Regions from separate parts of the Mus musculus genome. Here region 1 is linked to region 2. A link is a loop called in an ENCODE intact Hi-C map of the cell type or tissue named here. Cell type or tissue: left cerebral cortex. All regions are shown on one strand. Each heading gives the region's core, and the rest is flanking DNA. Links, peaks and the distances in the headings are about the cores only.

What was found. Peaks named below come from ENCODE experiments on the same cell type or tissue, not always from the same donor. Only the 100,000 strongest peaks of a DNase experiment are listed, where the experiment ranks them.
Region 1: a loop joins it to region 2, with 2.8 times the contacts of the local background. A loop is called at or near these places in 3 of 42 quality-filtered maps.

The regions. Positions count from the first base shown.
Region 1 is chr19:27,573,344-27,589,275 of GRCm38, reverse strand. No RefSeq gene overlaps it. Among named protein-coding and RNA genes, the nearest start is that of Gm35697, 87 kb to the left of the region's middle. In left cerebral cortex, for the core only: no CTCF peak of the experiment used is centred there; DNase peaks (open chromatin) are centred at 7,370 and 7,592.
Region 2 is chr19:27,992,403-28,008,334 of GRCm38, reverse strand. All of the region lies in intron 1 of Rfx3 (regulatory factor X, 3 (influences HLA class II expression)), which reads left to right. Among named protein-coding and RNA genes, the nearest start is that of Rfx3, 11 kb to the left of the region's middle. In left cerebral cortex, for the core only: a CTCF peak has its summit at 7,416; DNase peaks (open chromatin) are centred at 4,663, 5,430 and 11,416.

The DNA.
Region 1 (15,932 bases), core at 3,939-11,938, 420 kb after region 2:
GCTGACAAACAAGAGAACAAAATTCTATTGCTGTTTTATTGATGAAGAAATAAATATGCAAAATCTCTAGGAGATTCACAGAATATTATTAGTGATTGTATTTGTGAATTTCTTTTCTTTTTTGATTTTCTTTTTGCTATTTCTAATTTTGTATGATTAAGTTATCGACAAGCTATTTTTAGCAGTGAAAGAAGATGTCAAAAGACAAACACATAAGGGATCAGAAGTATTGATTATTGTATTGACTTTATGTGGAGAAGGGTACTATGAAGGGATCTCTTACTCTAATGCAGAATTCTTAGAAATGTTGCTACATTCTGGGTTTGCAGAAGTGTCTTGTCACCAAAATCACAAGGGACACAGTTAACAGTATGGATGTTGGAGTCTGTCATTCTGATAGAGTAGCCTGTGGTAAGACTTAAGGATCTAACCATGGGGAATTGATTATGTTACAGTACATTGATAACGGTTGAAACCATATATCCATTAAGAGTGAGGCAGAGGAGACTATCCATGGCTTGAGGGTCATTGATAGCACCAAAGATGAAGACAAATAGTTATAAGACAATGTGTACTTTTATAAATAATACATTTTTATGTATGTTAGTAATACTTGTTTATATAATGGGATTATGGCTTTATTTTCTTTTTTACTAATTTAATTTTCTCAACTTTTTAGACATTTCATCTGTTGTGGTTATGGCTATTTTAAAACCATAATTTGCAAAACATAGAGTATTGACATAAAATTTTATAATGGCAATTAATTTTCAACTGAAGAACTATGGTGATGTCATAAAAAAAGAGACCCACATGGAAATCAGTAGTGTGAGGGTTTATCCATAGGAATGGACCCCTCCAAACTAGGGAAATGGTCACTGCTCAGCGCTCATGGCATGATGGCTAATATTGTCAACTTTATAGGATGTAGACTCACCTAAGAGACAACCTTCCAAACAAATTGGTGAGGGAGTTTTTATATTGGGATGTTTGAGGGAAAACATTTACACTAAATGTGGTTGGCCCCATTACCACAGTGAATAATGAGACTGAGCAAAAGACCACCATATCTCTCTGATTCCTAACTGCATATGCAATGCGACCATCCACCTTAAGCTCTTTCTTGCGTGATGATTATACCCTCAAACTGTAAGCCAAAGTGACAACCATTCCTTCTCTCAAGTCATTTTTTTTTGTCAAGTGTTTTGTCATAGCAATGATAAAAGCAACTGACACACATGGCGAATCTAATCCCAACTCATATTTCCACTAGGCATTCCTCACTGTCCTTGTAGATGGCATTCCTAGAGATAAGGCCGGCCACAGTAATGTGTGTTTCCATGTTATCTAGCAGGATCTTTTTCATACCTTCCCCTGTGGGCTAACACCAGGACTTCAAAGAGCTATTTTGTTCATCAAAAATAGCTTCCCCAAGCTCATTAGTCACTCCTCCTAATGCTGATTTCAGATTTATTTCGACAGTGTTATCACTATTTTGGAAAGTAGAGCCAAATAATAAGATTTGAACACCTGAGCAATGCCTTCACTGAGATTCATTTTATATAGATTAAAAAGATTACTCAACTCTTTCAGTAAATATGGTAGTAAGCCAAGAACATGAAATTAGGATGAAGATCTTCAGGCCTGTCTGGGATGAGAACTCTGGAGCCTTTGGAGAGAAAAAAATACTTTGCTTTCACCTGCCGTAAGAGTACTGAAGAACCAGATGAGGGCCCGGGTAGAAAACCTTCCCGATGGTTCTGAACTCTCATCCCAGAGACATAGTGCTTTGCAGCAACCATTCCTTCCTTGTGTTCCCAACATCTTCTAACAGAAGGAACGAGGAGTCAGGGTTCCTAAGTCAAGAGACACAGCCAAGACCAATTGAAGAAGACGTTATTGGCTAATTCTGCATGTCAGAAGTGCTAAGGGTATGGGGCAGGTCTGTTACACAGAAGACGAGAGTACAGAAGGTGCAGATGCAGAGGCCTTTGGGGATGTGAGAGATGGGGTTGGAATGTGAAAGCTGGCACTTAATCATGACCCAGGAGCATGGGGGTGGACCTGACCATGAGCTATAAGGGGAGGCCTAGTGGAGACACTGTCGGTGAAGGGGGTTGAAGTCATAGAGGGTGAAGACCACTTAGCAGGATTCAAGACATTTACTGATGTGGGAGTCACAGAGTTTTTCTGAGGGCTGTCATTGGATTATCAGAAACAGAACCAGTTGGGTTTTTTGTTTTGTTTTTTTCTTTCACTTCTATATTTTCTCCTGAAATAATAAAATACATTCTCTTGTACTCACATAGCCTGTTATTTTACACTTTTGTGACATATTTGCACTTGGAAATACCAAGCAAGAGAGTATTAGGAGCCACAGGCAGAGACTGGGCTATATCGATTCTCCAGGAGAGGTGCTCCCTCAGACACACATACACACACACACACACACACACACACACACACACACACACACACACACACTCAGAGCCTGTATGCTAGGGAAGGTGATTATTGATGCTAAGAGGCACAGCACATGTGGATAGTGAAAGGACATTACACATAAGAACCTCACTCTATGATTGCAATAGCAACTCTTTCCTGTAGGTACACTACAGAGACTCAGACTTAGTTTCTCCATGTCTTACAGGCTATTTTTACCTTGTCCAAGGTGTCTGTATGAGCCAGACTTTGGAGGAAGTTCAGCCTTATTGGTTGTTTGACAAGCTTTTCCTTTCCCTTCTATTTTATTTTCTAGCAGCAGGGCATAATTCAGAATTTTATGAGGACCACTGCTTATCACCAAGTGAGCCTCCAGAGCCACATCGCCTTTAGAGACAAGGTAATGCTGGCATGGGGTGACTAATCTTGCAATGTTTGAAGGAGCCTTTTCAGGGCCAGAATCAAAACCAAGCTTTGAGAGAATTGGCACTTGTACACAAATGTTCACAGCAATACTGTTCGAAACAGCCCCAAAACAAGAAGCAATTAAAAGGCCTTTCAGCTAATAAGTATATAAATAAAATGTGGGATTGCTACACAATAGAATATTATTAATACTTATATGATTCATAAAGCAGGCTAGAATGCTGATATCTGCATTTGCTCAGGTGAACCTCAAAAACATGCCAAGTGCAAGGAACCAGTCACAAAAGGTCATATGATTGGCTGTATTTATGTGAAACATTCAGAATATGTAAATCAAAGGGACAGAAAGTACACTAGTGATTGCCAGCGCTGTGCCCAGGTGGGAGGGGACAGAAAGGACTGCCTAGAAGGACAGAGGTTGCTTTGGTATAGTGGGAATATCTTGGAACTAGATAGAGGTAATGGTTGTACCGCATAATGAGTATACTAATGACACCAAATTGTACTCTTGAAAATGGTTAATTTGATGTTATGTGAATTTTACCTCAATAAAAAAAATTAAGCTTTGAGTGCCAGGGACTCCAGAGACGGAATGTACTATGCTTTGCGACATAGAATAGACCAGGCACTTTATTGCCACATAATGAATAGCTCTTTGAGAGGCACTCTGCTCTCGTTCTCTCCCCGCGCCCCCCACCCCCATTGGCTCCACATGTGCTGACATCCTTTTCCTTGGCTAAATAGATCTGAATGGTACATGATTGCTAGCACATTGTGCAACTGTTGTCCAATATTCTTCTACTTGTTAATTTGCCAGAATGCTCCAAAAAATTAAGCAGCTCATCTCAGAGGTAGGGATACTGGCCATGAGCATCAGCAGTCGTGACATCCAGTCTCATATTTTCCCCTTATATTTCTCAATTGTGGGATCCTAAACACAATAGGGCATCATTCTGTTCACCTAGGGCAACAATTGTGTGCCCATGGCCCTTGAGCTTTGAAACACTATTTCCCTAAGCAAGTACAACAGAATTTTGAAACAACAGTCTCCAATGGCTCTTGTCTCCAACTGCAACTCCCCTCACCATGCTGTAGATCTTTCCTACTCTTTCAGAGACTTTCTAGCCCTTAAGTTATGCTAGACTTGTAACAGAGACAATATTCCCCATGAGTTCCAGGGTCCCAGGCTTCAGCAAACCTAGAGATCCTGTGTGCACATTCTCATGCCCAGGTCTTTCATGTTGGAGCTAAGGGTACACGTGAGAAATGAAGTGTGTCAGCTAACAGCCAGCACCAGCTACTAGAGTCATGCCGCTTTGAAGCTCTATGACCAACCAACCCTTGGTGGCACACACCGAAAGGGACACATCCAGGGAAGGGCAGCAGAGATTGCTCAGCTTGCCATGTAATCGGGGAGAACTAACTTCATTTCTAATATCCCCCTGCCCTGACTTGGCATCTTTCCCTTTTAACCCAAAGGAAGAAGGAAGGACAGAGGAAGAAGCCTAAAAGTCGTGATAGATAATCCACCACTTACAAGTTGATTTGCCTGTGGATTCCTTTTCTACAGATTGGCTAGGCAGAAAGGGTACAGGAAGAACAAAGCCCCAGTGGCAGGCATGACCCCAGCCTTTGAAACAACAGTGCCCAGGAGTGGAGAGGAGGTTCGCTCTCGTAGCTTTGGTTCCTGTTGGCTGATGTTACCATTATGGCAACACCACTGAGGCAGCGACATGGGAGGAGGGAAGAAATCAGGAGAGAAGGGGGGAAAAAAGAAGATGGAGAAGATGAGACAGAAGAAAGCAGTCTCACAATAGCTGCTCCCTCTCCCTCTTCTAGAGCTGGTGCAGTTCAGGGGATTTTGAGGTCTCTGTCATGGTGCGTATTTCTTAAACAAGACTGGACTTTATGGGAAGAGGAGAAATGGGGCTCAATTCTCTTCCAGTTCTGTTGTGTTTTGAATTCTGAACTTGACCCTGCTCCTGCCTGCTACTATATATTTTTGGAATCCCAAAGTATTCCACACCCCACAGAGGGGCTCAGGGAGATCATTCCACACCCCACAGAGGGGCTCAGGGAGATCAAGGGGGATGTGCACTTCTCACTTAACCCAGGCTGGGAACTTTAAAAAATTATTTCTGGATAACCTGGTTAGTGAAGATAAGAAAGAGGAAAGATAAGCTCAGATACAGCTGTATTTGGTCAAACTGATCTTTTCTGACACAGGCCTTGAGGGGACTTTGCTTTGTAAGCTATGTCTGGCTAATAGCTAGAAAACACATTGCAACCAAAGAGAAGACTCAGCAGATAGGAGAAGTCGGGAGGGAGGGCGGGAGGGCGGGAGGGCGGGAGGGCGGGAGGGCGGGCGGGAGGGCGGGCGGGCGGGCGGGCGGGCGGGCGGGAGGGAGGGCGGGAGGGAAGAGCATGATTCTCTCACCTCAACTGCAATCCAAGATTGTAGGTAAGCAGTTGCGTTTGACTTATGACAGGCTTTGTCTTCTCCAATTAAAAAAGAAAGCATCTTTGAGCTGTGGAATTCTCCTTCACGATGTGAGGTTGTTTCTTGGAGGTGATGGCTTCATTCTGGGAAAGCTCTTTCCCCGTGTGCAAACTTCGCGGTAGCAGTTAACTCATTTCTTGTTATCCATCAGCCCTGTTCACCTTATTATCTACTCTTATTCCTGGTTACAGCGTCTGAAGTTGACTCCCTCAACTCCTCATCTCACTAATAATTGCAATGTGAACGTCTTGGGGCTTCTGTGACTTGGCCAATGAGTTTCTTCATCTCATCGGAAACAATGAAGATACTGGACCACAAAATACCCACTTCCTGTTTGCCCTGAGGTAGTTTTATCTGCCAGTGAAATAGAATAAGTATCCATCTGCTGGGGTTTATGAAGGTGGTAATTAATCACATGGATGATAATTAATTACATCCCTTTCCCCCTTTGAATTCCAAACCAATTTGGAAGTAGACAAAATGTCAGCTAGAAAGCACAGTACCAGTTGTGTTGTGTTGCTGTTTGGAAAACGGTGCTCTGTCCCACAGCCAAATGAAACTTCCTAGTCCTTCCACCCCCAAACGAAACTTCACCATCCATTTGCATCCCAAACAATTGGTTTCCAGGAGGATACTAGGGAAACATACCTCACACAGTAGATGAAGGATGCTCTTTTAAATCAGTGAAGGCAGGCTAGGCTATCAACGGGCTGTGGACAGTCCCATTTCCCAGTGTCCCAAGTATGTTGAGTCACTCCCACAGTCGGGGGCAGGTGTGGGGTGGGGTGGGGAAAGGAAAGGTAAATGGCTACTTACACTCCCTTCTGAAAATGAAAGCAAGGAGCTGTCCCCAATCTCCCTTGTCAGACAGAGATAAAGCAGGTGGTTAGTCGCTCTGCCTCCAGATCCATCATAATTAGAAATTGCTTTCCAGCCTGTATGCTTCCATTTAACTGAAGACCATTCTAGAAAAACTCCAGTGAGTCTGTAGAGTGCTGCACCTTCTCACTAAAGCTTTATATTCTTCACCTAAAAGGGAACCCTTCACCTAAAGGGACGAGGCTTAGAGTGGCCAATGGTTTATATTTATACAGAAGCTTGTACAGGCAAGCTCCAAGCTGAGGGCTTTCAACAGTTTCCTTTAACCTTCTTGACAGCCTTTTTTTTTTTTTTAAATGAAATAAATGCTAATATTATTGCCCTTTCAGAGATGAGAGAATTATGGCCCCGAAAGGCTAATAGTTTCCCGGTTTTATGTAAATAGCAATGAAAAGGCCAAATTAAGACCTAGGTAGTCTGTCTATGGAACGTACGCACAACCTTAAAAGCCACTGCCATGGAAGGGTTGGCTGAAAGTCCTAAAGGAGATGATATCTCTAGGAATAGCAATAAAATGAACATACTCTGGTCACTCAACTCCCCCAAACACACTAAGTAGCACTGCACAGTGGTCAAGTTCCTGAGTTCCGGAGTCTAAGGGCTATTGAGACTGCAGCTTGACTCGTTGTCGTACACCTGCTATGGGGGTGTATCAAGATTGTCCTGTGGGGTCTTAGGCAGATTGTCTGCTCTCTCTGGCTTTGGTCGCCTTATCTATGAGACCAGTGTGGTGATAAGAACCATACTTCCCTCCTAGAGTCCTTGGCACTTAAAGATAATTCTGTGTGTTTGAGTTGCTTAGTGGATGGCCCCAAATGTGAACTCAACACGCATTAGCCAACACTATTGTCGTTCTTCTCTTGGGGAACGATGCTGTAGTTTCTCTCGACTATAATTTCAGATCCTTCAAGTCTTAATTTTTTTCCCCCATTCTGCCTCCTTCATAGAGTTTTAATGAAAACCCTTTCTTGGCCAGAGCACTGCTGGCGGAGAGCTGCATTTGGAAGCCATCCAGGAAACTGACCCTGCTGGAGCCTACCCCATCTCCCTTCCTTGGAGCTTCTGTTAATTGCCATCTGGCTATTTTTAGTTTCTTCAAGTGTGTGCTGGGTGTAAGCAGGGAAAGTCCATCCTGCTGTGGAAGTGGGGTGGTGTGAGCTGTGGGGCTTTAATTTGGAAATGTTTTGACACTTCATTTGTCAGGGCACCAGTTGCTGGAAACTTGTGAGAGTAAGCAGGAGCTGGGAGCTTATTTTTTTATTTATTTATTTTTTTTGTAATCAGCGTTCTCACGGAGGAGGAGAATCCCCTGTTGCTGCAGCAGCTCAGAGCATCCAAATATGAGGTTGGCACAGGCAGAAGGAATTTAGGGATTTGAAGGCTTAACGGAAAGCATAAATAACAAACATGCAAAGCAACCTATTTAGGCTGTCAGCTGATATGCAGATTGGCAGAGGCCGCTGGTTGGCTCTTCTCTTGGGAATTTTATTTGGCATAGGATTAGCATCAGTTTGGTCAAAAATCCCTACTCAGGTCTATTCCCAGTCCTACCCTGACACTCTCCTCTCATTTTAAAACACTGCACACCCTGTGCTAACCTGGTGTGCCAATGAGGCTGACCTTAATCATCTCCAGGAATGGAGGCTGCAGGCTAGGTGTGCCCGCATGGTTGTGTCTGTCAGTTTTTGTTTCTGTCTGGTGCTTCTAACCCTCCACTTCTCACCCAGACTGTTGTTAACCCAGTGGCAGTTCAGAACTGTGTCAGGAAACAGCTCACAGGTCCTACTAGCAGCTTTGTGTTTCTATCTCATTCCATCTTTGCTTATTAGGATGCTGGGCTGCCAGCATCAAAAACCAACCCTGTTAATGTATGGAAAAACAAAACATCCCTAAAAGGAAACATCAGATAAATTGGAGGCAACATAACTAGGAGACTTTGGAAACTCTGGCTGCAGGCTTGATGTCAGGAAGACAGCAATGCAACCAGAGACTCTGCCCCTACATAGCTGCCATACTATACTAGTTTTTATTGCCATCCTTAGTATCTCCCTCTGCATACCTGGAATTACCAGAGTAAACTCTACACAGTTCCTGTTTTTTCACTCTCTGAGCATCCCCTGACACCCCTGACACCCCTCCACTACCTCTCATGCAAGATGCCTCTTAACTCCAGATCATACCCATGCTTTAGCTGTAGGCATTTTGGAAGGGAATCTCTGACAGGCTTATGACCTCTTATGGTATGGGAGTGGGGCATTCCTTATACAGGAAAAGGAGTTCAGATGCTCTGAAAGACAAAAGAATGGCGGATGCTCTCTACTCTATGACAGAAAAACACATACAGATAGTTGCATGGCTTGTATGGCGGAAAGGAGGCTCACTTGCTTCACAGTGACACCAAGTGACTTGAACAGTGGGCAAACTTGGGTCTGTCTGTAGGCAAGCTGCACGGCAGAATGACTTGGGAACTACAGGGGAAAAATCATTCTTCATGTGGTCTAGGACAATAAAAACTAATAAACTAATGTTCTGATAGTTTAGTTATGTGGCCTTCGGAATGTGTTGGGGGGCAATGTATAGTTGCCTGACCTTTGTCTGGAAGATGTGAACGAATGTTGACTACACCAAGATAGCACCAATAACAAAATAAGAGTAATCACATCAACATCCAACCTGGAGGACTGGTAAGTTTATTGGGTTTATGGCTGAGGGGCTACTTACAGAAGTGTAGGTGACTCCAGAGCGGATACCACCAAACATCTCACTCCAGCATAAATAGGGTCTTTTCCATCACTGCATAGTTATTGTCCCTACTTGAGTTAAACTTCCATTCTCTATACATTCAAGCATCTCAGAACACATACAGCTGGGGAAGAATTACATACTGGTGACAGGGACACACAGGAGGCAGTAGCTGAGATCTCTCTCAAGTGAGAGACGCATGACCCTCCCTATCCATGCTTCTATGAGGGAATGTCAACAAGTCCAAGTTCAGCAGTCTTTTTGGAACAGTCACTGCTGCATAGGAGAGGGTGGCTGATACTCAAAAGACAATGTTCTGTAAAGGGCATAATGATTAAAAGCAGTATCTCCTAGCAAGCATATGTGTAGGAATGTTTCTTATTTCTCTAGCTTGTGCTTTGAAAGCTGTTGGAGTTTCCCCGGGGTTGCCATAACAAATTATTCCAAATGGGGTAGCACGGTACAGCAGAAACATACTGTGCACAGTTCTGGAGCTGGAACTCAGGATCAAGATGCATGCAGAGCCAAGTTCACTCTGACGGTTGTAGGAGAGGAGGTTCTCCCTTGCCTCTTAATATGTTGTGTAGCGGCTGCTGATCATATCTGCTCGTAGATGCATCACTCTAACCTCTGCCTGTGCTGTCGTATGATAATCCACCATGTCTCTTGGTGTCTCTGTACAAGTTTCTCTCTTCTCTCAGTGGCACCATTCACACTGTGGTTAAGTCCCAACTGCATCCAACAGGACCGTTTCTTAAGTCAATGACAGCTGCATGAATTCTATTTACAAGTAAGCTCACACTCAAGGTTATGGAAAGACACAAATCTCTGGGGAGCCTTCAGGGAAGTTAAACTGTATATCCCTGTAACATTGCTGCATTAAGTCTATGAAATAGAAATGAAGAGAAAGAAAGGTGAAAAATGACTAGGGTCTTTTACTGATCTCTGTGGTCCCTTAAGCCCAAAGGAAAAACTCTTCATGGATTCCCTGATTGTAGGTGTATAGAGAAAAATCTCTTGTGTACTGAATGAATGCAGCATCTGTCAATGAAAGCTGACTGGCCTGTAGCTGAGGCAGGAAATAGAAGGTGGGACGTCTGATAGACAGAAAGGATTCTGGGATAAAGCCAGGGTAGGAGGTCAGCCCGGGGGAGCATGCAGGAGGACATAAGCATGGGAGCTCAACAGAGGTAAGCAGTCACATAACAAAACTTAGAATAGAATAATGAGATATCAGTTTATGAGCTAGTCTTAGAATGGTGAAGCTTATGGACAAGATAATTTTATACATATGTTGAATCTCATAATTGTTATTTTGGGAGCTTGAGACTGGAAAGAAAACAGCCCAGGTGTAGAGAAGAGGGCACATCTGCAGGTTGTGCACATAAACAGATTCTGTCCCTGAAACAGAGCATAGAGAAAGATGCCAGAGTCCACAAAAAGAAAGGGTTTTGCTTAATGTGGAAGTATAGAATCCAAAATAAATTCAAGACCACCTAGCCCCTTCCCCCTCTGAAGGGACTTTCAGAAACATAGCAGTCAAAATGACTAAGTCTGCAGCTGCCAAAACAAAACCATAACAAGATAGCAGTTCCCAGAGAAATTCCCCTACCCACCCCACACTGAATTCTGAGAAAGACCACAACCCCCCCTGACCTTGCTAGAATTCCCTGTGACATTAATAGCTGTGTCCTTAATAGCTGACCCATAAGTTCAAAATGTACTGCTGCTTTGCTGATAACCTACCATAAAGGCAGGCAAAGTGAGTAACTAGGCCAAAGATAGTCTCTATGCAAACCAACCAATGCCTGAATGGGTTACTTGCTACACCCATGAGATAAGCCAGCTAGCCCTGTTGCCTAAATATGCCCCTTAAAAGGCATAAAAAGTGTGTTCTTTGTTTGTTCTGGATCTCTCCTCTGGTCTTCATGCTAGGAGGGGGGTCCCCAACACATTGGATCAATAAAAATCTTCATGCGGTTTGCAGAAATGGCGGTTTGCAGAAATGGCAGTCTCTGTGGTCTTTGTGAGTGAAGGTATTTTGACAGACTCCAACAGAAGCAGCAACCTTCACAAACACCTAAGAAGAACTGTGAATAAGCAAGGGTTTCACGCTGGATTTTAGAGTAATTGGGGGAAAATGCTGGGGGCTGGAGGGCACACTGTAGTAGGTGAGCTTTTAGTTAACATATATGTACTCACAGCCCATCTCTACTCCCTCTGACATGGTGACACATGACCCTGGTCTTCTCTCAGTCAATTTTAAAATGAGACAAGAATATGACTACCTCATGACTGTCAGGACTTAGTACAGCTCCACCATGCTGCACCTGTAGCTGGGAAATTAGCATCAGAGATCCCCATAACCTCAAAGATGGAGCCTAACCAGGCTGTGAGGCAGGGTAGCCTTAGGATAGGCTCTCCTGACAGTTCACTCCTAGATCCCAATGCCTCATATCACCAGGGCCTCACTTCTCACTTATATCACCTGTCCATCATGCTTTGAATAGGGGAACCATCTTTGTTCTAGACTCCACGTAAAGCAAGGACAAAGGGCTTGCTGCTCTGACTCCTCAATTCTTCCCCCTAGAAGTAGCCCATGCACTTCACATGAGCCATTATAAGTCATATGATCATTCTGAATCCCAGGGGGATGCAATTCTACCATGTGTGCACAGGAAAAAATAGGCATGTGTGGCCAGTGATACTAGTGGTTATCACCTCCGGTGTCACTTTTCGAGCTCATCCAAATGGGGCCAGTTTGTTAAGATACTATTCTTAAATCCCTACTGTTCATTGGAGGTAAATTATAAAGAAAAGAGGGTATTGAATAATTAATATTTCCACTAAATAGTCTTTTTTTTCTTTTTCGGTTTTTCAAGATAGGGTTTCTCTGTGTAGCCCTGGCTGTCCTGGAACTCACTCTGCAGACCAGACTGGCCTTGAACTCAGAAATCCACCTGTCTCTGCCTCCCAAGGGCTGGGATTAAAGGCACGCGCCACCACTGCCTGGCCCCACTAAATAGTCTTATTGGAATTAAATGGCTGAGTGGCCCATTGCAAAGGCCTGTTTGGAAGTTGCTGGGGTTGCTCTAAACCTTCAACTCTCTGTCCATGGCATTGCTGAGAAGGGCCAGTTTAAGTCAACTACTAACTTGCTAAATGTTAATATGGAATACTGTACAACAGCAATTTCCAGTGCTCATGACCTCGTGTTGACATGTAGTGTCTAAGATGCAAAGTAAGCACATGAAGATGTAAGGCCACTAAAAGTGCTGAACGAGGACCCCTCTGTCTATCTGAGTTCTGATGAACTTGGACCATCCATCCAAACCCTCTTTTCACTTAATTTCCAAAACCTGAACTATGAACACATTTATGCTCCTTTGAGCAGTGACTTGCATTTGGAATTGAGAAATTCCTGGAACCTGGAAAAAACATGGTGATTTTCTTATTGCTCAGCAGCAGAGGGCATCTCACTCCATCCTCACATGGCTCATCCAGGGAAGGAAAGTGAGGATGGTCTCTCCATTAGTCATCATCCCACACTGGCCAGTGTGAGGCACTCCTAACACAGGCATTAACACACTTCTGCTCTGTGGGAGTGCTGTGTGAATGCCAAGTGGGTGCTCTAGTGCTTGCTTCTGCCCAGCAACAACAAGAACAGTCTGCTATAGGAGACACATGGCATGAATGAGATGCACACTGACTCATGATGCCAGCCTACAACCTGTGTGAGGCACCAGGAGATGCCATGGCAGCAGGCTTCTCAGGAAGGCATCCTTAGAGCAGCAGCAGCATTAACAATGGAACCCAGCTCCAGGTTTCAAGCAGTCAGTTCAATGAATTCCTTGGAACCCTGTGGGCTGTAAGGCATGTGTGCTGCTATGCAAAACGGGAGTGATCCATGCTCAGGAACAATGCACCAGGACAGGCCTTCTCTTCTCCTTTCCAACCTCCAAATCTTTTCTTTCTACCAGCTGAGCATTTCTGAAACTCAATCATTATCCTCATGATATGGCTCAGTATTTGTCATCACTCATATTATATCATTCTGGGAAAGATGTAAAAGTTCCCCAACTACTTTTTCTCCTTGTACCAATAAAGGCTGCATCTCCAGAGGAGAGTAATCCCCAGTCAAACTAGCAGAAACAGTTCTAAGACAGTGTGACTGAACATTTTTCACTTGTTTCTGCTTCTGTGGGTTGTTGCTATTGAACAGTCTTCCTGCATCCCAGGTTAGGCTCAAACTCAGTATCCTTTCCAGTGTATCTACTGCTATGCTGTTTTAATCAAGATGGCTCAAGTTCAAATATAACCATACCCTGGAAATAGGCATTTTTTTTTTTTGGTGTATTAAAACATACGTACAAAGAAGGAGATCCCTCCTAGCAGATTTCCTTCCAGGTCACATTAACAGATTTCTGTCTCCCAAGTTTGAACTCATCACTGGGAAGAAGAACAAAACCACTTGGTTGTCCCTGACCAGTGAGAACCCACTTGCTGGAACTGGGTTATCTCTGTGGAGAAGAAGGATCAACATATAGTAAAATGGAGGCTCTTATTCAAAGAGAGAAGGCGAGGTTGCTGTTGTTGGTAAGAAATTCAGCATCTGACCCCTGCCACTGGTGGGATACTGCTGGTATGTAGCTATGATATCATCCTGCTGATGAGTCTGTGGTAACTCTGCGTTGCATAAGAATCGCAACCAAGGCTCTCTCTACCAGTTGTTCTTGCTCTTGCATCTTCAAGTCTCCGCCATACTTTTCTAATGCTTCTGTCTCTGAAACCTCATGCTCCCGACGTGATTGATCACTGGCTTCCATCTATGTTACTCTTAGGTACCTTGTGCACACTGTCTGAGATTCCTGCCCAGCCCTCTGTTCAGTTTCTACAACCTTGGCTCATTTTAAATGTCCACTCTTGCGGAGGTTTGAATGAGAATACTGCCCCCAATAGGCTCATAGATTTGGAGGTGTGGCCTTGTTGTAGGAGGTGTGTTGCTGGGGTTGGGCTTTAAGGTCTCAAGAGCTCACACCAGACCCAGTGTTGCACTCTATGCCTGCTGCCTGTGGATCAGGATGTAAAGCTTCCCCAGCGTCAAGCCTGCCTGCATGCCACTAGGCCGTGATGATAATAGACTAACCCTCTGACACTGTAAGCAACTCTCTAATTAAATACCTCCCTTTATAAGTTGCCCTGGTCACAGTGTCTTTACAGCAATAGAACAGTAACTAAGACAACCTGGCCACTTCCATGAAGTCTTTCCCTTGACACAGGCGATTCCCTGCTGTGTGCTCTGTGCCTTTTCTGCAATTCTCTCATTGCCGGTTTTGCTCACTGCTGCAATACTTTCTAACAGGCTTCTTCCTACATGTGTCTTCCCTTCCATCAACTACCCATGCTGGCTGCCTCTCCCCACTCTCAGTACCCGGCACAAAGAGCAATAAGACACATGTAATAGATTTCTGCAAAGGAATCAGTGCTTGAGGTTTGGGGCCAAGTGTTGGTGACACAGTCTATTCATGCTTACTTGAGAGGGGATAGCCATGGGAAGATATGGTAAGAGTAGCCAATAAGCTTTGTAGACTCTCCTGTCACTGAGAATGGTTGTGGAATAATAGGTAAAAGGGTGAACAAAATATGAGAGATACATTTCTCTGTCCCCTGCCAGAAGACTAGGAGAATGAAATAGGAGTTTTTCATGGTCCATGAGCATTGATTCTGCATTATTTAAACATGGGCAGTCCTAAGGGTGAAAGGGAGTTTTGCTACACAGCAAATAGAGAATTCTGTCTTAGGAGGAGCTGTTGCGGCGGAATTCTGCCATAATGAAAGTGCTAATTATCTGAACAAGATTTAAGTCCAATCTGCAAAGGCTGCAAAAGGAATCTTTTGCAACCCCCCCACCCCCCCAAGATGCTTAGTTAGAGGTGTGATTGACTGCAGCAACCAGTACAGTTTCCTGGTTTCCTTACTGCCTCAAAGCTGCTCAGCCAACCAGCCAGCTCTGGTAGTTTGCCTACCAGAAGAGCTGGGTGTGGTCTCTGGAGCTACCTAGCTAACAGTGTTGATGAAGCCCATGCAAGAGCCTGGCTCAGGTCTAAGGTTGGGCTGCCTAGTAGAGGTGACTCCAGACAGAATAAACTATGGCTGGAAGGAGTGTTGGTTGTGGGAGTTCATAGGTGGGTAGGGGGACAGATTTTACAAATATAAAGTATGCAATAAAGGCAGCTGGGATCTAAGCATCCTTTAAGGTGTGTAAATGAGGAAAAAGAAAGGAATAAAAGCAAGCCTCATGTGAGGAATCCGTTGAGGGATAATGACAACTCTAACCTAGGAAGGCAATTTATGAATAGCTGGGGCCAAAACATAAGGCCAATGGTGAGGTAGACTTCACAGCACAAAGGATAAGTTGAAATTGATGGTGAAGCAACTGGTTGGGAGCTTAAGGTTAGAGTTAGGTAATTAAACAATCTTAATTCTGCCATTCATCACAGTACATGGCCAACCTCTTATGACCATCACAATCTTTATCTATAATACAATGAAAATACTAGTACTGGATTCTGGGGTTCCCGGCACCAGTAAAGAAGATAATGTTTACAAAGTGCTAGGCACATAATAAGGTACATGTACTTAATATTTGTTTTTACTCTTTTATTCTGGATATTTTGGTTTTATACTTTTATAATAATTTGGATACTCACTGTTTAATTTAAGCCTAGTAACACACACACACACACACACACACACACACACACACACACACACAGATATATATCTCAGTGTTGATGTATATATATATATATATGGAGCTGTATTGTCCCTGTCCAAGCAATTCACAGAATTTTTTTCTGGACCAGGAAACCAAACAGACATTCTATAAATAAATAAATAAATAAATAAATAAATAAATAAATAAGCAAGCTTTACTTACCTA
Region 2 (15,932 bases), core at 4,300-12,299:
TATGCCATGATGCCTATCTCTGTCTTTTTAAATTATATCCAGTGTACAAAATTCACATATATGATTGTCTATTACACAATTCTATTAAACTGTATAGAGAATAGGTATAGTAAATTTATATGTGTATAAGAAATTAATGCATTCCTAGTAGCTCTCCATTATTTCACAGTGCTCCCATGGTGTGAGAGTCTTATGCCTAATGTCTAAAATATTGCATTATTTATCCAATATTCAAATAATCTTGTATCCTGTGGAGATACTCACAGGTTTATAGCTTATAAGTGAAATAGTGAGAAATCTTTTTTAAAAACTTACAAGTTAATTGAGGCACTTTTTTTTTAGCAATTGAAAAGCAAAAAAATTCAGGTTGCACATTAAGCTTAGAAGGATGGATAATGATATCAGATATGTGGGAAGAGTTAATTTTTTACCTAAATAGTCTAGTAGTATGACTTAGTGATCCTTTTAGTGAGACTATATTATAAGAAACAAGAATAAGAAATACATCAACTTTTAAATTATGAAGTTTGCTAACCTGTTTTTATGTTGAGCGTTTGGTTAAGTGTCCTCTATTCATTTGCAGTTACATTAAAAATAGTTAGCCCTACTGAATCATTTGCCTTAACTCTTTAATTCTTCTGGTATATATTCCCAGTTGTCATCACAAAATAGAATTTAAATTCTTTTCTGTTCACAGATGCATAGTGTTCCCTTATTTTGGAAAACCAAGATTAAGTGGATTTGACTAAATTTAGCTTGTTAGAGACAGGTGGCTGCTTGAAACAGGTGTCAGTCTCCCTTTTCCTGCATTGTCTTGGAACTTGCAGAAGTTCACAGAGCTGTCTAAAGCAGGTGGCATTTTACAGAGTTAGTTGTATCATCCTTTTATTATTTTCACAGGAAGAGGGTTCTTTTTACATGCAAAAGTTGAACATTGCTAGCCTTTGAAGTGCTCTATGTTTTAACCTAAATCACTAGTTCAAACTGTATAAATGATAGATTCATTTGCTAAACACCTATCTATCCATTCTTATAAATAATGCCAAACTGCCTTTGAATTCAGAAAAAGTATAGCAGCATAACAGTTTACACACACACACACACACACACACACACACACAGGTTCTATTTTGTGATGACAACTGGGAAACAGGTGTGTGTGTGTGTGTGTGTGTGTGTGTATGCGGGTTTAAATAAAATGAAATTTAGCTTACATAATAAATAATATATTAAACTTTGTCATTCCATACCTCAAGGATTTTTTTATAGCATTATCATGTTATAATTGGAAAAATGAATTATTTGCATTTTAAAACTGAAACAAATTTTTCTGACATTCAGTTGCTATAAAATAGTGATATTTTAAAGTGAAAATTGTTTTTGTTTATACATGTTAAATATATGAACTGGAATAAATTCAGAAAGAATCACCCTATTGATTTCTAAGGTTTATTTTTGACTTAAAATTTTATCCCTTTATTTGTGGGACTTTTATATATCTTATAATAGATACACCAGAGGGTGCTGTGCTGTTTGCAATGTAAGATTATTTTCACTAAAACGTGAATTGATTGGAACTGTTACGTAAAGAAAATTTTAGTTATTTATTGCATATAAGCATCTCAGTTACTTCTGTAAAGTTTAACATTTAATATACTGCTTGCCTTGGTAGTTTTTTTGGGAAAGTCTGTCTATATAGAGAGAATATGTGTAATAATATGTAACAAATCAGATCCAGTAATGAACTATAGAACCGATCCCTGAGAACATAGCCTTGGTCCAGTCTAATGTTAGCACTTTGTTGTATACATTGGTCAAATGAAGATATTTCACTTTTATGCTCTGGAACTGTGGTTGCTGGGAGCTGAACCTGTGTCCTTTGCAAGAGCTACAAATGGTCTTAACGCTGAGCTCTCTCTCCCACCCTGTGACTCTTTTTCAGTTCCATTTTCCATCTTTTGAGTGGTTTCTTCCTGTTTAAATATAATTTTAAGTAGCAAATGCTCTGACAAATTTTAAAACTTAAGTATTTTCTTCAAGGATGCTTGGGAAAGGATAGGTTCAGTGTAAAAACTTAAGTCTAGGTAATGATACACTATTCTCCCAACTCAGCTACAATGGTTAATTGTTCTAGTTTTGAAAAGTAACTATAAGCTGAAACAATTTGTATGCAGGAACACCTTGATCCCAGAACTTCAAAAGAGAGTAGCACCCCCCCCCCCACAAACACATATGGGTCTCACTACAATAGTTAAGTCATTTTTCTTTAAAAGATAAAATTCTATGTAGTTTGTCATTTTATGCCACTGAGGTTTTAATGTATTTGTGGATGTATTAAAATGCTTTGTACTTGAAGTCTAGATTTCACATCAAAGTATATGTAGTGAAAGTTGAGAAAGTAATTTGTATTAGAGTATTAATAAGTGAATGGGACACCCTGTTACAGGCTAAGTGTATGTACCGGCTTTAGTCAGAGTTCAGTTAATCTTATTAACTGTGTGACTGTGGACGTTAGCTGCTTTCAGTGAGACTCAGTTTTCTCATCTGAATAGTCAAGACTCAATCTGCCTATCTTCTGACATCTATGCAACTTCAAAGAGATAAATTCATGTACTGTATATTGTGAAGTCTTTAGAATGCATGTTTAATGCCTGTTGGGTGTTTCAATGAGGAATTGTTGAGAATTCTCTACACGATGTTTCCAAAATAGTTTTTTTCCAAAAAAATTTCCTACTTTTGTTACTTAAGAATCATTTTGATATGACCATCTAGCCATCCCTTTGTTATAGGACTTAAGTTTTGTAATATTTCCCCCTAATCTGCTGTCATTAAATATTTAATCTCTTTTACTCATTAAAAAAATCAAAACCAAGATATCAACAGAGGCTTGGATTACCATTTGATAATCAGTTTTTTTTTAAACCATCCTAATGCTATTCCAAAGCTATGTCTTAGTTTTACACCATGGGCTTATAATGGGCTCCTTTTACTGGGTTTACATGACTTTTCTGGCCTAGGGATTTTTGTATTAAGAAATAATGTTGTAACATTTCATTATCTCCTATTCTTCCATTGTTGGTTTCATTGTTCCATTTATATCTTCTCTTCACATGCTACACATGAATGTATTTGAAAACATTTGGAGCTCTTTTTGCCAACTTAATGCTACATACCATCTTTAAATGTAATGACAGTAAATAATAGACTGTTTTAAAACATGAATTCATTAGCAGTTATTCTACAATTTTATATCTTACTGCTCAGCACCCAAGGAGAGTAAGACTACCACTGATACACTTATTTGGCATTGATGAATAATTTGCTAACAGTACTTAAGTTGTAACTTTGTAATATTACCCAGGTAACTTAAAATATGAAGTCTTACACAAGAAAATCCCATCTTTTGATCTTTTTAGATGTTAAAAAGTTTCAAATAACATTTTCAAGTTGGCTGTCCTATGTAGCATTGTTGTTTGATAGTTTTGACTAATAAAGTGATTTCTCATTTTAGAGTGATTTAGTTATAATCTTAAATAAAAACATGATTTATTTCTTTTCTGTGTAGTCCAGGCCAGCCCCCAATTCATGACTCTCTTGCCTCAGTTTCCTGGATGTGGGGATGGTACTTGTGCCTTGCCACTGTGCTCAGTTCAGATGTGATAGATTTTTCAAAGGAACCTTGGAAGAAAGCTAGGAAGTGTGACTTAAATGAAAAATGGATATACTATATCACTCTCAAACATTATTATTTTCTTGACAATTTCTATCTTCTTGAACAGAAATGTAACTTTATTGTATTAGTGATGTAATTTGAGTGGTTTTATTTAAAAGATTTCTTCCTTGGTATGTATTGGCCTCTGGCAAAGTACTTAAGGGTTAAATGTCTAGACCAATCCAAAATTAATGTGTTTGCACAGTTTCCCATACCTATGGTGACTCTTAACTCAAGTATTCTTTTATAGAAGGAGTTATGGCCAGTCAGTACTGCCTGCTGTTATTTTATAGTATTTGGTCAGGGATTCCCAAGGGTTCTTATATTTCCCTTAGGCAAAAATATAAGTATGGGATTAGTAGAAGCTTAACCAGTAACATTAAAACAGTGAAGCAAAGAGGCCTGAGTAAAAGTGAGAGGAAACAGATACGTCCAGCAATGATAGAGAAGAAAGGAAACAATGTTACTAGACTGGGAAGCAAAGTGTGGCCAGAGGAGTGTGAAGAGGATGACAAAGGTGTCCCCAGTTTGCTGTCTGAAACTGTAAGCTAGTAACATAAAATGTGTGGGGCTCAGTTTCTCCATCTGTCAGATAAACAGTGAGACAATGTGATCTTGCAAACTTTTTGCAACCTATGAATCCATGGCAAGATTAACCTGGGAAGTCAGAGGCGTGCTACTGACACAGAGCTAGGAACTAGTCTGTGATTTATCTGTGGTTTCAAAAATCTCACATTCTACTTACTTGTAGTTTCTTCTGAGGAGAGCAACAAAGAAAACCTCAGGCCCAGTGGTAGCTTAATAACTATGCCTATGACAAGGTCTCAAAGTTCTCCCATTTTGGTGGTTTCTTTAGAGACTGGTGGCCAAGTGATCTGATTTCCTCACCCACATAGGAGTGAGCTGAGCCTCACAGCTTGAGCTCCTGCTGGAACCAGCTTCTCTAAGTATGTGTGCCAGACAAGTGTCTGACAGTTGGGGCTCCTGTTGCTCACCAGTGAGATATTTAAAACAGGACATAATTTTCCCAGTGTGTGGATAGACAGAGGACAGGGTGGGAGGGTGTGGGGAGAGGCAGGCGCTAAGGGAGGAAACAGTTTTATACTTAGGAAAGAACATATATTTTGCTGTATCACAACTCTCACCAGCTTAACAGAGAAGTGTGTGAAAGATAAAGAGATTGCCATTCTTATAATTTAAAAGTTATTTTGAATGATTTTTCAATTGGTTAATAAAAGCATATTTAAGTTTCTGGACTTCATTTGGATTTGTATGTTTAATAGCATATGTGTATATTTTAGTATAACCATTATTTCTAAAGTGACTTTTTGCACTCTGAGTTAGTACAGTCCTCCCTCCCTCCCTCCCTCCCTCCCTCCCTCCCTCCCTCCCTCCCTCCCTCCCTCCCTCCCTCCCTCCCTCCCTTCCTTCCTTCCTTCCTTGTGCCATATCAGTTCAGAGACTCTTTGCTTGTTAAGTTTCTTCAAGCTGTGTTCAATGGCATATACCTGCAATCTAAGGATCCAGGAAGTTGAGGCAGGAGGACTGAAAGTTGGAGGATAAGGTTGCAAAGGGAACCTGTCTAGAAAAAAATTTTTCCTTTCATACTGTAGCTGTGGAGGAAATAGAACGGGTCTTGAAGAGGGGGAGCAAGAACCGTACACATTTAAATTTTCTGTTCCTGTTAAGTACCAGTAACTTACATACTTCTCATGGTTTACTGCATTGTGAAATCCTAGTGGGTATAGATGTGTAGGGACACAGACTCTAGAAGGCGGGAGTGAGAAGAAGCTAAAGCACTATGATTTCTCCTGCATCTTGTTCCTTTTCTGCTGTGTGGTTGTACAGTGTACATATACTTCCTTAAGGATAGATATTTTATTACTTTACTAAAATGTTCATTGTATTTTAGTAAATTATTTTATTTATCTTCAAGACAATATATGTGAATTTTTCTAGTCATTAGTATATTACTAGATTAAAAAGATTCTTTTTCAAGAGTCAGCATTGTGCTTTAGGAATGTTCATATGTGAATCTCTTCCCCTCCCTCTTTTCCCTCCCCTCCCTCCCTTTCCCTTCCTCTCCTCCCTCTTTCCCCTCCCTCTTTTCCCTCCCCTCCATCCCTTTTTCCCCTCCCCTCCTTCCCTTCCCCCTCCCCCTCCCTCCCTCTCTCCCTCCCTCCCTCCCTCCCTCCCCCTTTGTCTGTCTCTTTGTCACTGTCTCTCTCTGTCTCTCTGTCTCTCTGTCTGTCTGTCTGTCTGTCTGTCTGTCTGTGTCTCTCTTTCTTTTTTTTTCTGCAAGCCAGGTTAGCATTGAACTCTTGAATCTGCTCCCAAGTGTTGGGATTAAAGGTGTGTATCATTACACCTGGTTTGAAGTGATTTCTCAATTATCTGTTTATACTTTGCTTTATATAGATGAATGTATGGATATATTTTTGACACCAAAACCTAGCATTATCCTTTGCTTTTATTGTCCTGACATTTTAAAGAGCCAAATTGTCTAACACCAGACTTTTACTTATTAGCTTCTGATTATATTCGATAAAAATCTTGACAGTGAGTTTTGATAAAGTGCCATCCTTAAGGTCATTAATTAAAAACAAACTATTATACTAGCAATCTGAATATCTCCTTTACAACTTGAAATGTACTTAAAGCATGTATTTTAATGTTGTATGGAGAAAACTGAACATAAAAATTTAGTATATGAAAAATGAAATAAATTTTGATTTTTGTGGTTATTTTGCAGTTTCTAAAGGGCATTTAAAATGTTTTGTTTCAAAAGATTACACAGTTGAGGTGCTTGTAAAAATAACGTTTGCTTAGATACTCTATTTTATGTGTGTGTGTGTGTGTGTATTTTGTGTACATATTTAGAAAGTTATTTTAATTAACGTTTTGTTGAGTGCTGTAGAATGTGATCAATATTGTTTTCTCTTCACTGTCTTCTGCATTATCTTCATCTTGGAGGCCACACTAGGAACCTTGAGCCTTTCACCTCAGTGCTGTGTTCTTGAGACAGCGAAATTGGGGGAAATGTTTGATTAAGGTCATCAGGTGACTTGTGTGTGAGGTTGGTAACATTTTTAATAGTGCTTCACATTGTGATAACTTGTAGAAACTACTTTAGCTGTGGGCTACATGTGGCAGAGTTGATCAAAGGCAAAAATTACGGTTCATTTCAGTTAAAATAGGGTTCAACATGACATCGATGGATTAATATTCCACCATTCTGTGCTTCAGAAGTTTGCTGAGTTTTAGAACTTTCGAAATTTTAAATAATATTGAATGAGTAGCTATGATAGATGTGGCTTTATCTCTGAGCAAAGGCCATTCACTTTCCAAGTCAAGTGTGATTCTTTTGTCTTTGAATTTGGAAAGAGAATACTTTGATTGCTTTCGGTTTGCATGAACATTTAATTTTGTTTGGCATTAGAAGGAGTGCAAGTGATCATGGAGTGGAGATGATGATCAGGGTCACTCAAGAGAGGATGTGTTTGATCCTGACACCTGATTCACCTTTAGTCCTACATCCCTGTATAGCAGTAAATTAAGGTGTCTTTGTACATAATATAAGCTTTTTCATAAAGTTGTGCTTTGATCAGTTTCCATTGATGCCTAGAATTTAGCTTCCAAAACACACTATATGTGAACTTTGAAAGTTCTAATTTACCTTTGGTTTAACTAGATGCCCATAGGTGGCACCCCATGCCCAGAACAACACTTTGGTCTGAAGGAATGGTATCAAAATGATACTAAGTGGGAGTGGGATTATGTAATTGGAAAAACTAAAATACAGACAGTGCTTATTACATAGAGGAAAAGAGGTGTTATTTGATTACATATGATTCCCAGTATGACATGTACAACAAACATAATAATGCCTCTAGTATTTGATTGTAAAGCATTCTACCAGAATGTAAGGCATATTTGGATATTTCAGCATATAGGTTTTTAATGTTATATCAGTTGTTTAGCTTTAATAAAGGATATGTATAAGTGAGTATTTGGTCCCATTACTATTTTGTTTAGTTTAGGCATTGTGAACTGGCTCAGCTTAGATTTCTATTAGAATTTTAAGACTTAGTTTGAAAATAAAATACAAAGTGGAATGTTAAAGTCAAGATTGCATTTTCCTATTTATGGGAATCTAGTTTTAATGTTTCTAATTATAGAAGGCTAAAACTGATGAGTGATACTTGGACATAAGAAATGATAGGAGAGAATGAAAAATGGATGAAATTAGTAGGAAAATTATAATTAAAGATTAAATAAGGTTAGATGAACAAATCAGTGAGACTAGTAAAATAATCACTTGAATGAGGTTATCTGTGGATTTGAACCAGCAGAAGAAGGTCAGGAAAGGACTATTTAGGTTTTTAGGCTTTTTTTTTTTTTTTTTTACCACATTTAAAAGGTGTTTTTTTTTTTTTTCCTTCCCCACAAATATTTACAATAAGACTTTGGTACCTTGATTTTTGTTGTTGTTGTTGTATAAAATTTGACATTTCTGGAATTTATATATAGAAAAGGATCAACTTAAGATGTTGCATCAACATTTTATTTTTATTATTATAAAATGTATACAATATTATACAAAATAATCAAAATTGACATTCATTTGGGATCTCTGGTTATCTTATATTTAAAACTGTACATTTTGAAAACTAGTATATTATATGTGTATTATAAGAATCTATTTTTAGATGTTTATATTTTGATGTATGTAAAACATATCTAAGTAGAAGGGTATAAAGAACCATGTGTACTTACCACAGAGACTTCATAAGTAATATCAGTTGTTCCTAAAGCTATATAAAAAAAGTGTGCTGTGGTGCATGCCTGTAGTTCCAGCTACACTGGAGGCTAAAGTGGGAGGCTTTCTTGAGCTCAGTAAATTGTAGGTACATTATAGAAAGACTTGTTACTGAAAGCAACTCCAACCCTTCCTTATTCTGTGATGCTTGAAATATATTTTTACAGTTTTACAATTTAAGAAGTTTCGATGGAGATTTGAAATGATATAAGATGGAGGGTAGATTGACCTTCATATTGCTTCTTCTGAGCACATTAAAATTAGGAAATTTGTTTTTGCTTGCTGGCTAAAGTCATTTGTTTAGTAATGTCAGGCTTCTCTACTTAAAATTTGATTAATGAAAAGGGAGTGAGCCTAAGGACAGAAGCCCATGTTTGAAGTGTAGAGAAAGTCTTGGTATGGTAAACCTTTCAGATGTGATGGAATTCATATTTGATCTGCCATTATTCCAACTTGCTTATGAGAAAGTTTGCATAAAATAGTTAAGAACCATTTGTATGTTGTCAAGGGGAGAGAAGCAACTGCCTTCTGGAATATTCAGCGATCTGGATGTGTAGCTCAGCCCTGATGTCAGTTAGCATGGACAAAGATCCATCCCCAGCACCATAACTGACATAAACTACGGATGGTGGCAAATGTCCATAATCCCAGCACTGGGGGAGTGGGGGGTCGGGGGGGGAGAAGAGGACCAGAAGTTTGATGTCATTGTCAGCCACATAGTGAGTTATCAAGCTTGTCATGAGACTGTGCTTCAGACAACTGAAGTTAGCTACTCAATGCATGTTTTAAGTTATTGTGACACATTATGAAGGAAGGAACACCTGGAAGCCGATGTATTATAATGATAACAAAATACTTTGTTTTCTGAATTCCATATCTTCATAAAATGCATGGGCTTATTTTTTCTCGTACTTATTTTTTTGTTGACTGAAGTCATATAGTCAAGACAAAAACATTTCCCTCTTGTTTTGAAGTCTATAACAAAAGCAGACAAAAAACCCCTCCTCATCCCCAGATTACTCTTCTGTTGGAATATATTCTGTGATGGAATAACATACATTACAGATTATAATTACTGACCTTTGATGAACTACACTTCAGTTTCTTTATTTACAGGTTGATCTTTTTGGTATGAAATTATTAAATCCATTGGGAAATGCATATATTAAATAAGAATTGATATTTTAACTTATATAATGTAACTTTAATTGTATGATCTAAAGGTTTTAATGAAAATTCCTGTGACTTAAAATATACCTGTTACATAAGTAGCCAGACTGGGTAGTAGAGTGATACTAAGTAATCGAACTATGTTGTGGTTAAATGATTTTGTGCTATAACTAAATTTCTATAAAGAAACATTTAAATAGCTAAGGCTAGAGATGTAACTCATCAGTAGAGCATTTGCTCAATGAGTTCAAAGGTCTGGATTTGAATCCCCCAAATCAAAAACCATTAAGGAGATGAAGTAAAATTAAAAAAATAATAATGAGACAAACACTTTAAACAAAATGAAAATTGTAAACCAGCAAACAAAAGAATGGATTATAATGCTAATAAATGATATTTATAAAGGATTTCATTATGAAACTAAGGCAATGCCAATTTTAGCATTAGCTTTAGTAACTTTTCTGTGCATTTAGAAACTGTACAAGAAGCATAATTTTATTTGGTTTTATTACTTTACATTGCAGAAATATCAGTAAAGCTTAGGAAATTTATTCTGACCAATCTTTACAAGTTGGGGTTTTTGCTTGCTTGCTTGCTTGCTTGTTTTGTTTTGTTTTGTTTTGTTTTAATTTGACTGTCCCTCTGTTATCTGATATAATTTAAAAGGCAGGTGTTTCTAACTTGAGAATAATACTGATATATATTTGTCCTATATTGGAATATCCACCTAACTGCAAGCAGCTGTAATTTGAATGAACTCCTGACTCTTTATATGTAAAAAGAAATACTAGCCAAAAAATTTATCCAGGTGTTTTAGAACCTGTCAAAATGTTGTATCTGGAGGAGTAAATGCCATGTGATGCATGCCTTACTTCTTGTATATTCAACTTGAGTCCCTGTCTCAGCTTAGCTATTCGACTGTGGTTTAGCTCAGATAAAAAAGCCCAAGTGGAGTGGGGTGGGGTGGGGTGGGGTGGGATGGGGGATATGGTGAGGACAGGAGAGATGCATGGGTCTCTTAGTACAGCCACATATGTTTTCCAGTGACACACATGTGCCAGTCCACTAGAAACAGAATTGGGATGTCTTCATCTTAACACTGGAGTGCTCACATTTCATGTGTACTTGGGGGGTTATCCTAGAGAAGCCCTTTTCTGTCACCCGTTTGTTTACTTTACGTTAAGAAAGCAGACGTAAGTGACTTGTTTGTTGAACCTGTTACTCTTCACCGGGACAGATTTCATACAGCTAGTGCAAAACTTTCCTTACAGGCAAACACAACTGTGATGCTTCGAACATTGTAGACTTCTTGTAGTGTATACTTTAAAATATCCCACTTTTCTAGAGAGTGGAAACATTTCTAATTCTACATTCTGAATCTGAGTGCATTAAAAAATATTTCCAACTGCAAAGCTTGGGTATAAGTATCTTTTAATTGTTCTGTTTTGCAGTGAATTAGAAGGAAAATTAATTATATCCTTTAAAGCCCTTTAAAGGTTGTACACTAAACGAAAATACAGTATTGAAAACTGCTTTTGTCTGTGTCATTTGTAAATTTGTTGTGTCACAATTGATATTAAAATGCAAGAAATTCTCATGCTTGGTATATACATTTTCACTTTTTGTATGTGAAAGATGGAACCCAGGATCTCACCCACTGAGCATCTGCTCTGCCACTGAATTAGACCCCTAGCTCTTCTCTGATTCCAGTCATTCTGAGGGCTGTTATGAAACTCAGTTTGTTAATTTCAGACATGGAAATGCTACTTCTTGTGGGCCACTCTAGTGAAGCTAAAGTGAACTAATTGACCCTGATATAGTTGGTACAAGCTGAGGCTTGCCAACTGGGCTTTAAAGGTGTTGCTGTACTTTGAAGTATGAATGAATGCACCTAAAGAATGACTACTGGAGCAGACTGCCCTTAACTCCATAGCGACAGGAAGCAATACACACACAGCCATGCTGTATATCATGTGTAATTTTGTAACTTGAGGTTTTGGAAGAATATCTTGTTTACCATTTAATCGTATTGAGACTATGGCAGGAAGAAGCAGTTACCAAGACTGGATTCTTGCCCCTGCTTCCCAGATAGAGCATTGGTAGTAAATCTTTGCCCTCAGTCTTTGAACTGCATTTGCTCTCCTTTTTGTGATGAAGGTCTGTAAGTCGAACATTACCACTGTTGGTTACTTGAAGCAGTCTATCTGCGATTCACCAAGAAGATGACAAGTGAACTTTACAGCACAACCTGATTTCTCTGCAGTCTAATTTGTGGCACCAAATCTGAAGATACATTTATATAAAGCAAGAGCAGGTTTCCTATGGGGGAAAACCATTTGTCATTTGCTCTTAACAAGATAAATCCCCATAGACAGACCTTCTTGTAAAATGGTTCCCATTGGATTTATTCTCAACTTCAATAAAAAAGGAGATATGGTAAACAAAGGTATGACGAAATATTAGTTAGCTCTTGCATTTTTGCTGGAAAGCTCCCAGTTCTAACTCTCTGAGGTTTAAAACAGTACAATTTCATATGAATTAAGTGGGCCTCAGAATAGACTGCAAGGTGTTGCTTTGTGCTCAGCTGATCTTGTTTTTAATGTGGAAAGTGATCAAAACAATTCATGTTTACATTTCAGTGTATCTTTGTCACTAATATATTTACTGAGCCATAAAATGGAAACTGGAAGTATTAAAAGTATAATGCAGATGAAGAGAGTGCCAAATACTTTCAGGCTTCGAATTAAAATATGAATTTAGAGAACAACTTAGTAGAGTACTTACTAGACTGTTGAATCTGTTGTGTATAAAGGGGAAGAAAATAAAACGGCAGCTGTGCTTTTATATCATGAATTTATAACCTGGGTCATGTTTGCTTCAACTGACACACATTCACATTAGTGTATATTTATATTAATATGTCTTCTAACAGTTTTCCTTTTTTTTTAAAATAAGTTTTATATTTTTCTGAGTCAGAATCTGTTAATGCAGTGGCTCTCAGCCTTCCTAATGTTGCGGACCTTTAATGCAGTTTCTTATGTTGTGGTGACCTTCAAAGCATAAAATTATTTTGTTACTACTTTATAACTGTAATTTTGCTAATGATATGAATTGTAATGTAAATAATTGACATACAGGATATGTGATATGTGACCCCTCCTCAAAGGGGCAGTGGTCCACGGGTTGAGGACCACTGTTTTAATGACTCCTCCCTGCCTAGTTATCAAAATAATTAAAATAAATTTATTTTGTTCTACCTTGTGGCAGCAAACTGCTTATCATTTTCCACTAGGAGGTTTTAGTCTCTGGTGATTTCACACTCCCGTTACTACTTGGCTTTGCAGTTCCATTTCTCTAGCCAGCTTGGCTTAACTGTATTATCAACTGTTTAAAAACAGGTGGTGGCAGCCTTTAATCTCAGCACTTGTGAAGCAGAGGCAGGTGAATCTCTCTGAGTTCGAGGCCAGTCTGGTCACAGAGCAAGTTCCAGGACAGCCAAGGCTACACAGAGTAACTCTGTCTTGAAAAATCTAAAACAAAACAAAACGAAACAAATAACTCCCCAACCAAACCAAATCAATCAATCAGTCAAACACTGTCCTCCAAAAGACTCCCTCCCCAAAACAAAGCCATGAATCTTGAATATTCTGGGTTAGAATCCCAGAGTGCACTACTGACCAGAGTTTAATCCTGGACAGACTTCTTCAGATCTGCAATAGAGTTGGTAACTTGGTTTGGAAGGCCCCATTGCATGATGCATATGGAAGTTCTATGCTTGACAGCGGAGTAAGCAAGTGAGGGTTGCTATCACTTTCCAGCACGGGCTCCTCAACTATGCCTCACTGCTCTTGTTCTCTTAACATTTTGTTCTCAGTGTTTACTTTGCTTAGACTACATTACATTTTGTTCCCTAATATGTCTTTTTGTAAGGTTGAGAGTGCTCAACTTAAATGGACTCACTTATAACAAACGTTATCCTTGGTACTGATTAGAAATTGCCTTTTATAGTTTTGTTTACTAAATGTTCAACATTTTCATATTGTAAGCTTCTTGAGGAAACATCATAAATTAGATTTTAGAAACTCGGTATCATTGTCCTTTCCTAGGAGAAGAAATCAATCTCTTGTTGATTAAGCCTCAGACTGTATTGTGTAATGAGCTGTTTTATCATTTATTCAATCCAAAAATTTAATTGCCATTAGAACAGGGTTTTTTTTGTTGTTGTTGTTTTGTTTTGTTTTGTTTTTTGTTAGGGTTTCTCTGTGTAACACTGGCTACCCTGGAACTTGCTCTGTAGACCAGACTGGCCTTGAACTCAGAGATTCTTTTTTTGCCTCTTGAGTGCTGTGTGTCACCATCACCCAGCTATAACAGTTCATTTTTAAAATGAGTATCATTGTGTTTACATTTAATGGCATAAATGAATGAATTTTTGGCATTTTGTTAATTACTACCTAGTTAACAGTAAATTTGGGTTGACTTTACTCTGTCTCATTTCCTCTTAGCTTTTCAAATGAAAATTTGTTCCCTCTCTCTTTATGTATTCTGTATGCCTGTGGCATTTCTGTAGCACCTTGACAAAGAAGTGTTAGTAGTTGGGCATGCTCTCTCAGATTTGGTTGTACTAGGTGCGTGCATTTCTAATTCTGCTTATCCTATGAGAAATTGTGGAATTGTGGGGATTTTGCCTTTGGGAAGCTACTTTGACCACTCCAAGTCACTTGTGTTTCTTTCTTTGCTGCCTAACTTGACTGTATATACTGGGATGGTAAAGCAGTAGGAGCAGGTCTTGAGTTCCAGTGTCATCACCAAGGTAACTGGTGGACACAGAATGGAATTCTTCAGAGTAGTCAGTCCTGTGATGGGTCTGTGGCGTTTTTGTATTATGGAAAGTTACCTGCCTTGAAACCTACACAGAGATTCTTAAACTGAAAGCAATCTTTGATTTATGTAGATTTTAAATCCATACAAATTTAATTTCAGACTCCCTCTGTAATTTAAAAGTCCCCATATGCCCCTTTTTTGGTTAGTATATTTTCATTGTGTACCATTTTTTTTAGGTGATAATTTTGCTGAGTTATTCTCTTTGAAGGCATTCTAATTCCAGATTTAATGAGGAACTCAAATTTCTATAAAAACTTTAAAAATATATGTTCCTTTTCACTATTATTTATGAGTGTGTGCGTGTGTGTGTGTTTAGATGGGTGCTGGGTATTTTTGTGAATTTCTTTTCTACTTCTTTTGTAGAATCAGTGTCTTCCTGAACCCGGAATTCTGATTGTGGCCATTGGCCAGCTATCTTAGCCAGTCCTCCCAGGGCTCTCCTCCCTCTGCCTCCCCACTGCTGGAACCGAGCATGCCTGCCTGCTCGCATGTTAACTGTAGCCATTATATGTGTAGGGCAAGTGCTTTACCCCCTGAATCATCTCCCTAGCCTCTCCACTTCTATTTTTTAAAGATTAAAAATCCGTGTGTGTAAAATGTGCATTTGTGTGTGAGAGTGGATACATGTATAGGAGGGTGTGAAGGTAAGAGAACAATCTCTGTGCGCCATCTCCATCCTGAGGCACCTTCTACCTTTTGTTTGAGATAGACTCATTGGTCTGGCACCTTGCCAGCGTAGGCGATCCTGATCCTAGCGCTTGCAGTGTTTTACCATCACTGGGATTATCAGTGCACACCACCAAGCCTTTTGTGGTCTATGGGTTGTGTGGGTGCAGACTCTGCTCCTTCACCTTACTTACTGAGTCATTTCTCTGACCCGCATTTCCACTTTGTATCTTCATGCATTTATTGATCAATTATTAACACAAAATGAATCAAGACGTGAACTGCTGTAAACATAGCATAGAGCAAAGTATCCTGGAAACGATGCCATTCAAACAATGGGAGGTAAAGGAGACAGACAATAAGTGGAACTGGATTCTAGTAGGTGGTTGTAGGTGCTATAGTAGGTGGTTGTAGGTGCTACGGAGAGAACTTAGGTGAGGAAGAAGGATGGACACAGATGAGACCTGCAGACCATTGAACAAAGGCATGCAGGAGTCTTTGCATGCTTCTTCAGTGTGACTGTGTGCTTATCCTATTGACGCTTTGATCGATGCTAACTTTTTTGTTATATTAGCAGTTCTGTTTTATCCCCATTCCTTCTCATGGCATATTCTATTTTTCTGTTTGGACTCTTATTTTAAATTTTTATATGCCTTTTCCTGAAAAAAAAAAAAAACAATT